Linked DNA regions of Homo sapiens: region 1 is linked to region 2. A link is a contact called in ENCODE Hi-C or POLR2A ChIA-PET data. All regions are on one chromosome and are shown on one strand. Each heading gives the region's core, a stretch centred on a gene start or an enhancer-like site at or near the end of the contact. The rest is flanking DNA. Distances are from core to core; before and after follow the strand shown.

The links. Hi-C counts contacts between places; a loop is a spot of excess contacts on that map. ChIA-PET counts read pairs that join two places held with the same protein, here RNA polymerase II (POLR2A).
Region 1: a loop to region 2 is called in a map with no recorded cell type, with 6 times the contacts of the local background. The contact joins the promoter of PAFAH2 here to the enhancer-like site in region 2. A Hi-C loop is called at or near these places in 1 of 37 single-sample maps with no recorded cell type. POLR2A ChIA-PET finds 5 or more read pairs at or near these places in 1 of 52 experiments (activated T-cell).

The regions. Positions count from the first base shown.
Region 1 is chr1:25,995,027-26,000,557 of GRCh38, reverse strand. It overlaps PAFAH2 (platelet activating factor acetylhydrolase 2), which reads left to right and starts at 2,495. Exons shown (of 11, transcript NM_000437.4): 1 at 2,495-2,533. RefSeq lists enhancers at 2,350-2,399, 2,410-2,499, 2,670-2,749.
Region 2 is chr1:24,767,455-24,773,472 of GRCh38, reverse strand. The region is part of intron 1 of CLIC4 (chloride intracellular channel 4); the gene reads right to left. Among named protein-coding and RNA genes, the nearest start is that of CLIC4, 25 kb to the right of the region's middle. Within about 2 kb of position 3,117, at least 8 of the 41 ENCODE cell types and tissues checked have a DNase peak (open chromatin) inside an H3K27ac peak, as active enhancers do.

The sequences.
Region 1 (5,531 bases), core at 1,246-3,745, 1.2 Mb before region 2:
CCTTTCAGGATATTGGAAACGTCCTACATTTTGAAGTAAATGGTAGTTATAGCAAATGTTTTTAAGAAGTTAAGCTGTATACTTTAGTGCCCATTACATACTTTATTGTATACCTATTCTACCTTTATTTTAAAAGTTTTGTCCACTGGTGGTGCGTGGTGGCTCACACCTGTAATCCCAGCACTTTGGAAGGCCAAGGTGGGCAGATTACTTGAGGCCAGGAGTCCAAGATCAGCCTGGCCAACATGATGAAAACCCATCTCTACTAAAAATACAAAAATTAGCCAGGTGTGGTAATGTGCCTGTAATCCCAGCTACTATGGAGGCTGAGATGGGAGAACTGCTTGAACCCAGGAGGCGGAGGCTGCGGTGAGCTGAGATCCCGCCACTGGGCCACAGAGCGAGACTCTGTCCCCCCCGCCCCCCTAAAAAAAAGGAAATCCAAAGCTGGTCACCCAAATACCAACTTGAAGCAATTTAGCAACAAAGTAAAGGCCAGAGTTGGGATGGTAGCTGATAGATTTGAAGGGAACTTTGGGCTACTGGAGGATGAGATCTATGATGAAAATGCTGGAAAATCAACCATTTGCTTAAAAAGGTAAAGGCATTTGGGTTGTTTATCCTAGAAAAGACCGGATTGGAAGGAAGTATAGTTAAACTCAACTGTTTTATTTTGCAACAGGGAAGAATCTGATTGTGCCCAAGGAAGAGCTTCCTAACTGTGACAAAGGAGGTAAAGGAGGTGGTGACATGCCCATCCCTGGGAAATTTTAAACTCAGCTGGCCAGCAAATGGCTCCAGCATGGCCTGGTCTGGGAGTAGGAGACTGAAAGAAATGACCTCCAGCTGTCCCTCTCATGACCAAGGACCTCTGGCTTGTCGTGAGTGTTCTGGCCAGCTGCACAGCACGGATTAATGGGCCAAAGGGAGCCGCTCTCTGATCTGCGCTAAGCTTTTCAGGTTCTGTGGCCACCGCCATCAGCCACAGATTTAATGAGATCCGAGGCTTAATTACCACAGTGCAGGGCTGCCAGCACTCTCTCCTGATGACTTTATCTTGGCTCCTGGAAGGATGGGGGTGACAACAGTGTGTCGGCAGGAGAGGAGAGCCTAAAGCAGGGACTCTGGACCCTGGTGTTTCGGGGGGATGTGGGCTGCAAGAGTAGGGTGGAGGGGGCGACTGCAGGACTCAGTACCTGACCTCAAAGAGCTCACAATGTGTCAAGAGTTAAGACCTCTAATACAGGAGATACCCAAGGCAGTGTGAGTCGACTCACATGTGCGAGGCACACACAGATGTCGGCGGAAACTTTGGAGGCATGAACAAAGCTCCCAGAGGAGGGGCGCTGAAGGGTGGGGGGTGGGGCGTGGGGGAGTGCAGGTTGGAGAAGACCTTGAATGTCAGGCTAAGCAGTTGGGACTTCACTTCATAGGTAGTAGAGGGCCGTTGAACGTTTTTGAGCTGCCTGAACGATCCAAATTTCCTATAGAAGTTTACAGAACTCCTGAGGATGGGCTCTGCCTAACGCCCACTCCCCCGAGAATACTCTCCTTCCATCCCTCACACTTAGCTGCAGCCAGCACTGAACTTAATGCCATACTCTGAAACGTCCTTCACAGTCTCTGTACTCCTGGCTACGTTCTTTCCTTATATCGGGTCTCAATGTTAACAAACATCACTCCCTCTAAAAAGCCTTGCGGACACCGCCCTTTTCCCCCAAGCCTGGCCAGAGGCCCCTTTTCAAGGCTCCCACGCTTGCTGTGTCTCCCCATGAGATCACGGCTCTGTGCTGTCATTATTCATTTGTCTGAATTCTCTGCTAGACTGTGATTCTGTTGAGGCTAGGAGCGGTATCTTGTCCATCAGTGTCGCTAAGAACCAGCATTAGACAGTAATGTGGGATGGATGCGGCCCAGCAGATTACTCGGGTTCCTCCCCTTTCTCTGCCAGGGAGTCTTTTGAGGACAATGGAAAATCACAGGTGTCAACAGATGCAGGCTGGTAGGGAATGTCCCCTTAATTTGAATGATCAGTCTATTATTCTTACAGGAAGCAAAGTGTGCAGAAGACACAAAACAAACTCCAACCTCCTCCCACCTCCTTGAGAATAAAGCGAAGCGGGGACCATTTCTAGGCACGCCTGAGGACTATTTGAGGAGGGTGAGGCGGAGGGTTACGCACGGGACTAAGGCAAAACCCTCCGCTCGAGAGCAGAAATCGCGGCGGCACCTCTTCAGGCCACCAGGGGGAGGAATCACACCGCATCCCAGGCCTTGGGCGGTTTCGCACGACCACGCGGGGCTGGACGGTCGCGTAGAACTCTGGGAGGTGTAGTTTTAGAGTTGTAATGCGCAATCTCGCGCACTGTACATCGGGAATTGTAGTTCTAGATTGAGGAACGAGAAGTGCTTCCAAGCGTCCATTTTGAGCCTTGGAAACTACGACGACCAAAGGGCCACGGGTTCATGGGTCGTTTCTCATTTCCGTCGAGTTAAACGTCTGGGGCTGCTTCTGAGGAATCAGCTTGACTGGGTAAGTTTGATTGGAGAAAACACCTATATCTCAATTGAGCTTCCTGCAGACTTTTGTATTCTGGCCCGGTTTGGGGCCTCGGCGTCTCTCAGTCATAGGAATTGCACATTAATCTTCGTCCTTTACGTTTCCTATTCAGACACCTGTAGCCACCCGCTCCCTTGACCCTCCCACGGTCGCCTCGCACTTTTAACGGCCAGTGCCCCTGGAATCCCCACTGAGCTCCCGTCCCAGGACCCAGCCCCCGCAGCCCCACCTTGGACCCCACAGCCCTACCCTGATTCCTCGGCCCTACCTTCACCCTGCAGCCTCACATCCCTGAACCCCGGGCTTCTTTATGCTCCTCCACCCTTTGTGTACTTTACTCTTACTCTCAGTTTTCTGTTTTTCATGGCGGTGGAAGAAGGGTCCCCATTCCTTCTTTCCGATCCGCGATTACCCTGGACTCGAAGTCAGCAGACCCGGTTCTAGGCCAGCTCTGCCTCTCACCCTCTGTGACCTTGGGCAAATCATACAACTCTGGGACTCAGTTTCTTCCTCTCTAAAACGGAGATGACTGTTGCTCCATCAGTCTCAGGTGAGGAGTGTTGAGGAGCCAACAAGCTAGTATGTGTGAAGATGCCTTGTAAACTGTAAGACCTTCACAAGAGACAGAGATTATTTTTATCACAATTATTAATGCTCTGGAACACTCTTATCAGGCCTCTTCTCTAGCTCTGCCACCTTGTTGCTCAATCTCATCCCTCGAGTGCTTGGTGTCTTCATTGTCTACGAGCTGGATGATATTTCCTCACTTCCTCCAGAGACCAAAGGTCAGGCCAATGAGCTTTTAGTCTTCAGAGAGCTTTGTCTGAAAGGAAGCACAAGAGAAGTGCTTATCTTGGACTGTATCTTGAAATAGCCAGTGATGAAAGTGTCACACAGCTGGCAGAGCAGCAGTCCTCTGCTCACCAGAAACAGGGTCCCAGCAGGAGAGGACAGCTGCAACCTAAGCCCCATCCATTCCCTCTGGGCTCCTCTGGGCCTGTTCAGTAGACACTGGCTTTGGTAGGGGTGTCTGAGGCCTGAAAAGGCTGCTGGGAAAGAATCTGTTTTGCCAAAGGGCTTAATCCAGGAAAAATGAGAGACCTTGGCTAGGAAAGAGAGACATAGCATTGTTAATTAGTTCCTAACATTTTATAAGCACTGAAAATGCACCAGGCCCTAGGCAATATTTTCACTTACGAAGTATCCATTTTACGTATAAGGAACTTGAGAGGCATGTAGTTAAAATAATTATAGTTGCCTCCTATGGTTATAGTACCTTCTATCCATCGAGTGCTTTACATGCATTATTTAATCCTCATCAACAATCTCGTGAGTAGTTACTATTTCTTTTTTTTTGAGATGGAGTCTCGCTCTGTCGCCCAGGCTAGAGTGCAGTAGCGCGATCTCGGCTCACTGCAAGCTCCGCCTCCCGGGTTCACGCCATTCTCCTGCTTCAGCCTCCCAAGTAGCTGGGACTACAGGCGCCCGCCACCAGGCCCAGCTAATATTTTGTATTTTTTTTAGTACAGACAGGGTTTCACCGTGTTAGCCAGGATGGTCTCGATCTCCTGACCTCCTGATCCGCCCGCCTCGGCCTCCCACCGCGCCCGGCCCATAGTTACTATTTCTTTTTGAGACAAGACCTCGCTCTGTCACCCAGGCCGAAGTGCAGTGGCACAATCTTGGTTCACTGTGGCCTCCGGCTCCCAAGCCCCAGCAATCCTCCTACCTCAGCCTCCTGAGTAACTGGGACTGCAGTTGCATACCACCACATCCAGCTAATTTTTTTTTTTTTTAATTTTTTTATAGAGACAGGATTTTGCCATGTTGCCCAGGCTGGTCTTGAACTCCTGGGCTGAAGCAATCCTTCCCATTTGATCTCCCAAAGTTCTGGGATTATAGGCATGAGCCACTGCGTCTGGCCATAGTTATTATTTCTGTTGTGAGAATAAATTATCAGAAGCTTAGAGTTTGAGGAACTTGTTCAAGATCACACAGCTAATAAGTGACAGGGGTAGAATTCAGAGTCATCAAAACCTTTGTCCCCCATTATTTCATATAGCCTTATTTTTAGATCAAAAACAAAGATTAAAGAAGACTTGAGATGGGTTTAAATCATAGCCAAATGAAGGAACATTTATTGAGTCCCAACTATATGGGGAAAGCATGCAGATAGACAGTTTGGTCTACAAAAAAATATAAAACCCAATCTTTACCCCCGGAGTAGATCTGAAGAGATGAGGCATAAGTGTGCCAAAAATTAAATAGTATTCATTGGATAAATTAATTATTGAGACCAGCTATATGCAGGGCACTACATTAAGTCTAGTGATAGGAACATGCTTCTGGGTGGCCATGGGGATTATAGCAAGTGAAATCGTAGTCGTGAAAATGTGGACCAGAACACAGTATATACTCAGTAAGCGTCTGCTGCATGCATACGTGTCTGAATGAAAGAAAAGTTCATCCAGAGACATTTCTAATCAAAGTCTAGACCAGAGGTTCTCAAACTTTGCTGATCAGAAACACCTGGGAAGCTTTTACAAACGAATTGATCACTAGAAATAGGGGCCCCCAGAATATACATTTTTGAAAAGCTTCCCAGGTGATTGTGACAATAGGTTCAGGAACCTAAGATCTAGATTCTCTATGGACCACTGTTGCAGGCAAGTCACTGGTTGAAAACTGCTAGAATAGGTGTTAATCCAAGAGCTGCCCTAAAGTAGTCTAAGATTGGTTACCAGATAATGGATGTGGACAGTGATCAGAGATGATAGGAGGAAAGGTTGGAAGGACCTGGGAAAGCTTCACAGAGGACTAGAGATTTCACTGGGCCTCAGTGGATGGAGAGGCTTCTGGACAGGTACTACCATGAACTATTTAGACAAAGTGAGCAAAAGAAGGTAGAGACACATAGACTGATTTCCTTGGAAAATTCCATGACTTTTATTAGAAATGACTCTGGATGCTT
Region 2 (6,018 bases), core at 1,868-4,367:
GGGACATAGGTGAAATGCTTCTGCAAGTCAAAATGCAGCAACCCACTTTCCTTAAGGGTATACACATTATACTGTAGTATAAACTAGATTCACAAAGAATCCCAAGAGTACAAGAAAACAATGAAATGTTCAAGAAATTAATATTATTCTTCCCCATCTATGCTTAAGGCAGCTATTTCTGTTCATCAAGTTCTCAGACCAATTTTAACTAGACACTCCACCAAGAGTTCAGTAGTAGAGTCAAAAATCCAATTTTCCCTTTGTAAAAAACCTAAATTCTGCAGAAAGTTTTTTCTTTTTAAGAGATTACATTCCAGGTGAAGTGTGAAAAAAGAGAGATTACAGTTTAAGTAAACAAAAGGAAAATAAAGAATTCAGAGGGTAAATGAGATATGTGGGGGACTTTTAAAACACAATTGCTTGACATGCACAGAAAATTGGCTGTAAGGATATATATCACAATATTGCTTAAAGCCAAATTTCAGACCTCTAAATGACTAAGAACAATGGATTAATGAAGATGACCATAAACAATGAAAAACTGCAATCATGAAAATGCTATACAATATTTTATTAATAGTATAAAATATTAGCTCTCAACAAACATGAATAAATTAATGAATCTTCCTCATTTGTTTTAATTTTGGATTATGTATTTTTAAATGTTCATTAAAATATATTACAAAATCAGCCGGGCGCTGTGGCTCACACCTGTAATCCCAGCACTTTGGGAGGCCAAGGTGGGTGGATCATGAGGTCAGGGGTTCAAGACCAGCCTGGCCAAGATGGTGAAACCCCGTCTCTACTAATAATACAAAAATTAGCTGGACACGGTGGCGGGCACCTGTAATTCCAGCTACTCAGGAGGCTGAGGCAGGAGAATCGCTTGAATCTGGGAGGCGGAGACTGCAGTGAGCTGAGATCGTGCCACTGCACTCTAGCCTGGGCGAGAGAGCAAGACTCCGTCTCTCTCTATATATATACATTACAAAATTAGTTTCCGCAAAAATTATATATTCAACACTGTATTTCAGCTGTGAAAGTTAATATTCAGAATTCTTGTCTATCTTCTTTGCTGGCCTAAAACTTCAAATATCTGAAGAGTATAACATAGCAGGATGTTTCTTACTGAAATATTTTACTTCGGATTTCAATGCACAGGTTACTCAAATATGATGAAGGAAAATTCTATAAATTTGACTGGCTTTAAAAAAAAAAGAAGAAGAAGAATGGTTCTGTGTCTGCTTTATTTTAGATACAACAAACAAAATCTTTCCTTAAACTTTCTTTCAGGAGCTCACCTGGGAAATAAAATATATTCTTTCGGGTCAAAGAATTCACTCCTGAAATATTTTTTCTTTCTTTGGCAAACTGCCTCCATTATCATGAAGAATTTGTATTGGCTCTATTTTTGTTATCTAATAGATTGCTTCTAATTATGAGAATTTAATTCTCTGGATCTGACGTTGGAATCTCAGGGCTCAACTTTCTGCCTAAGCCTAAGCTTAAGCCAAGCCTAAGGCTACCTTGGCATATAAAATAATACAAACTGGACTGAACATCACCTCCAAGAAATACACCCACTTGACAGATGAGGTAGCAGATCAATTAGGATACACATAGGACTTGAACCTGGCCTTCCAGTTACATAATATTCTAGTTCTCTAAACCAATCTGTTAGGTTTAGACCAATAGCTATATAGTGAGTAGCTAGTTACAAAACCCCAATTACATGTCTCAAGTTCAATAACTGAATACTACTTTTAACTCTGGTATTTTACTATGAGGTAATATAGAACACAATAACAGAAAATATTTAATATATTCTCTCTTACATGCTTATATTCCTATACTATGCACACCAATTTGCCAAAAAACACTAATAAATGCTTACTGAATTAATGAATTATCTCCTATATATAAAGGTTTGTGGTAGGGGGTAGATATAAAAGATGAAGAAAATAGTCCCTTAGTCTTTAGAAGAACATAATAATTTTTTAAATTTAAAATATAAAAAGAAGAAAAAAGAAAATAATCCCTTATCCTTGATCTCCTGGAATTTACATTCTAGCCTGGAACAAAAATGTAATTAAAGGTGATTCAGATGAGTGGCAGAATATAAAAATGCACAAACTGCCCCAAACAGTAGGAAAGAGTAGTTCTGCTAAGGGAACAACATGGTCAGAGAAGGATTCAGAACAGATTCCAACTTAGGCTTGGAGAACATTTAGTTTCATGAACTGATCCCTAAAACCCCGAAATATGTTAAGCTAAACTTTTTACACAATTAGTTGTATTCCAAAGTATTTATAGTAAGATGCGCCACAGATGTGTGTATATAGTTCTTCTCTTCAGAAGCATAGCACGTTCGTAAGGGCTTGAGTGTTTAGGAATGCTTGCAAAGGGCTCTAAGAAGGAACACAAGAGTTGGAAATAATTATTGTAAGAATGCTTTGGGGGACTTTTCAAAGTCCTTATTTGAGAAGGACATGTGCTGTGACCAGAAGCAGATTTATTCCATCATTCCGTTCTATTACAATCTCTCTAACCAGCCAATCAGAAGAAATCCTATTACCATTTAGCCATACTGAGATCTGCTTTAATGGTTAAAAATGGAATAAACCAAGAAAATACTAAGTAAAACACGTTTCTTACAACTTACAAAGATGAGTCCAGCCTCACAGTAAAAATATGTGACAAAGACTCAAGGATAAAACCAACTCAAAAAACAAAAAAAAAAGAAGAAGAATTGGTGTGAGGAAAATGACAAGGTCAAGAAATTAAAGAAGCTAATTTATTTATAACCTCCCCTCAAAGGGAGGCATAAGTGACTATGCTTCATATACAAAGCAACTTTTTAAAAATTTGTGTGCTTGTTTTACAGAAAGATTCCTTATAATTTTTTTATTCTTTTTTTAAAGAAGCAAAGGCAGGCAGACTATAAGACTAATCAGTTTGGTAAGTGAGCCAAAAGCAAGGGGGGAAAAAACAGATCCAAAAGCACTGGCTGATCTCATTAGCTTTGCTTAAGAAACTTTATAGATGTGACTTCACTCCTGGATTACACGTCTATATTTAGTTTATACCTAATATGGATAAAGTCTTGAACCAACAGTCATTTCCTCTCTCCACAAAAAGAAACTTCCTTGCCTTTTTTTTTTTTTTCTACCAACCTCTGAAGGGGGAGGAAGGGAGAAAGGGAGAGGGCAGAAAGAAAAGAACTCACAGAAAAATAATTAACAAATTAGTATATGATTTTTGTTAAACTTGAACCATTTAGACATTTCTCAATTGGAAAACAATCCTAAAATCAAAATATGTGAGGCCAAGCACAATGGCTCATGCCTGTAATGGGAGGCCAAAGTGGGAGGATAACTTGAGTCCAGGAGTTCAAGACCATCTTAGGCAACACAGTGAGACCTCATCTCCACAAAAAAATTAATTTAAAAAAAATTAGCTGGGCATGGTGGCACTGCAAGTCCCAGCTACTCAGGGAGCTAAAGGAGGAGGATCACTTGAGCCCAGGAGGTCAAGGTGGCAGTGACCTGTGATGACACCACTGCACTCCATCCTGGGCAACAGTGAAACTCTGCCTTAAAAAAAAAAAAGACATTCAAGTCAGGTTCCTTAACAAGTTTATAAATAAACCCTCTAAAGTGCTTTATAAAATACTAATTAACCAGGCCCCCAAAATGCAACGAGGTGAGGTAATGGAAATTTTAGTTGCCTTTCAAATTTTACCAAGAGAACTGAAAGCAACCAAAGTCATCTAATGAACCATCTAGGCTCACTAGTTGTTAGTATGTTTTAGAAATATCCTTAAATATTCTCAGAATTTTTTTTTCAGGGTGACTGAAAACAGAACATAAGAAATTCTGTTAGGAAAGCATTCAAGTTTCAAATAAATAGAGAAAAATAACATAAACAAAGTTATTGATTCAGGTTCTGAAATCCCAAAGACGTTAGTACAAATCACAGTACTGCTACTTACTGGCCCTGCAACCATACCCAAACAATGATCTCTCTAATTCTCATGTGTTAAACAGTATTGATAGCACCTATTTCAAAGTTTATATGAGGATTAAATTAGCTAACACATGCAAACGGCTGGCACACTGTGCCTGGCCCATAGTAAGCACCCAATGCTATCTATTACCTCATGACCATTATTCTGGCTTTAGTAGGGAAACAAAAACTTACTGATCATTTTTTATATATCTGTTTATTCTGTATAGTGATAAATTAAGTAGCTTCAGAAAACTTATAACATTATTATAAAATAAAGATTTTAAAGTCACTTCATGATTCTTACATTATGTTTTTTTGTTTGTTTTCTTTTGTTTTGAGACAGAGTCTCACTCTGCCACCCAGGCTGGAGTGGAGTGGTGCAATCAGAGTGGCTCACTACAGCCTCAATCTCCTGCTTCAGCCCCACTAGTAGCTGAGACCACAGGCATGTGCCACCATGCCCCGCTATTTTTAATTATCATTAAATAAATGATAGAGATTATATCTACCAATTACAGACATGCTAAAGTTTTCTTTCTTTTTCTTTTTTTTTTTTTTTTTGGTGAGGCAGAGTCTCACTCTGTCGCCCAGGCTGGAGTGCAGTGGCACAATCTCGGCTCACTGCAACCTCCACCTCCTGGGTTCAAGTGATTCTTCTGCCTTAGCCTCCCGAGTAGCTGGGACTACAGGCACATGCCACCATGCCTCCTAATTTTTGTATTATGAGTAGAGATGGGGTTTCACCATCTTGGCCAGGCTGGTCTCGAACTCCTGACTGACCGCCTCAGCCTCCCAAAGTACAGGGATTACAGGCGTGAGCCACCGCACCCGGCCGACATGTTAATGTTTTAAGCTTTATCATCTCATTGTGGTATAAGATGAAAAAGTCTAAAAACAATAATCTTAGATAGAGTCTAGAAAAATTAGAAGACTTCATTTTTACTCCTTAAAAATTACTAAATATAAAACCTGTAGATCTACACTATCTCAACTTCTTCCAGACAAATTAAATAAAAAGAGCTTAATCTCTTCTCTTTAAGAGAAATGTAGATGTGTTAAAAATATAAGCACGTCTACATTTCCTTTAAAGAAAGCATTAGATAAAGGCTAGTTAATATATGACCTGTTCAGTTGTAAAGGTGAATACCACAAAAATCAAGAAATAGTGAAATTTGGTAGCACAGGAAGCCAAAATCCATAATTCAAAAGTACTTTTACCCAGCACTTTGGGACGCCACCACAAGGGGATTACTTGAGTTCAGGAATTTGGGACCAGCCTGGGCAACATGGCAAGATCCCCATATCTTAAAAAAATGAAAATTTTGGCTGGGCGTGGTGGCTCATACCTGTAATCCCAACACTTTGGGAGGCCAAGGAGGGCGGATCACCTCATGTCAGGAGTCCGAGATCAGCCTGACCAACATGGAGAAATCCCGTCTCTACTAAAAATACAAAAATTAGCCAAGCGTGGTGGCAAGCGCCTGTAATCCCAGCTACCCGGGAGGCTGAGGCAGAACTGCTTGAACCTGGGAGGCAGAGGTTGTAGTTAGCCGAGATCATGCCACTGCACTCCAGCCTGGGCGACAGAGCGGAACTCCATGCCAAAAAAAATATATATATATATAATTTTAATTAAAAATTTTTAATTAAGAGTATTTGTACAGAACCAATAAGATCCTATGTCATAGATTATTCCTCTTTACTTTTGCACTTTCACATTAACAAAAAAGAGAGAGAGGAAAAAAAGAAAAACATTCTCACTACTAATGGACTCTCAAGCTTTAGCTACAAGTCCAGCAAGAGCTGCTGAGGCCGATGGACTAAGATGGCAGAGTCCAATCTGACTGTCCTTTAGTTACCTAGTAAGTGTCAACAGGATCAGGGTTCACTGAAGTTAATTCAAGAGCAAACTCAAGCTTAACCTTGAACTTTTTTTGTACTAACCCTGCTCTTTTGATAAAGAATGAAAAGTTCCCACCTGGTGGTAGTGGCAGTCTGGCAGATGCTTCT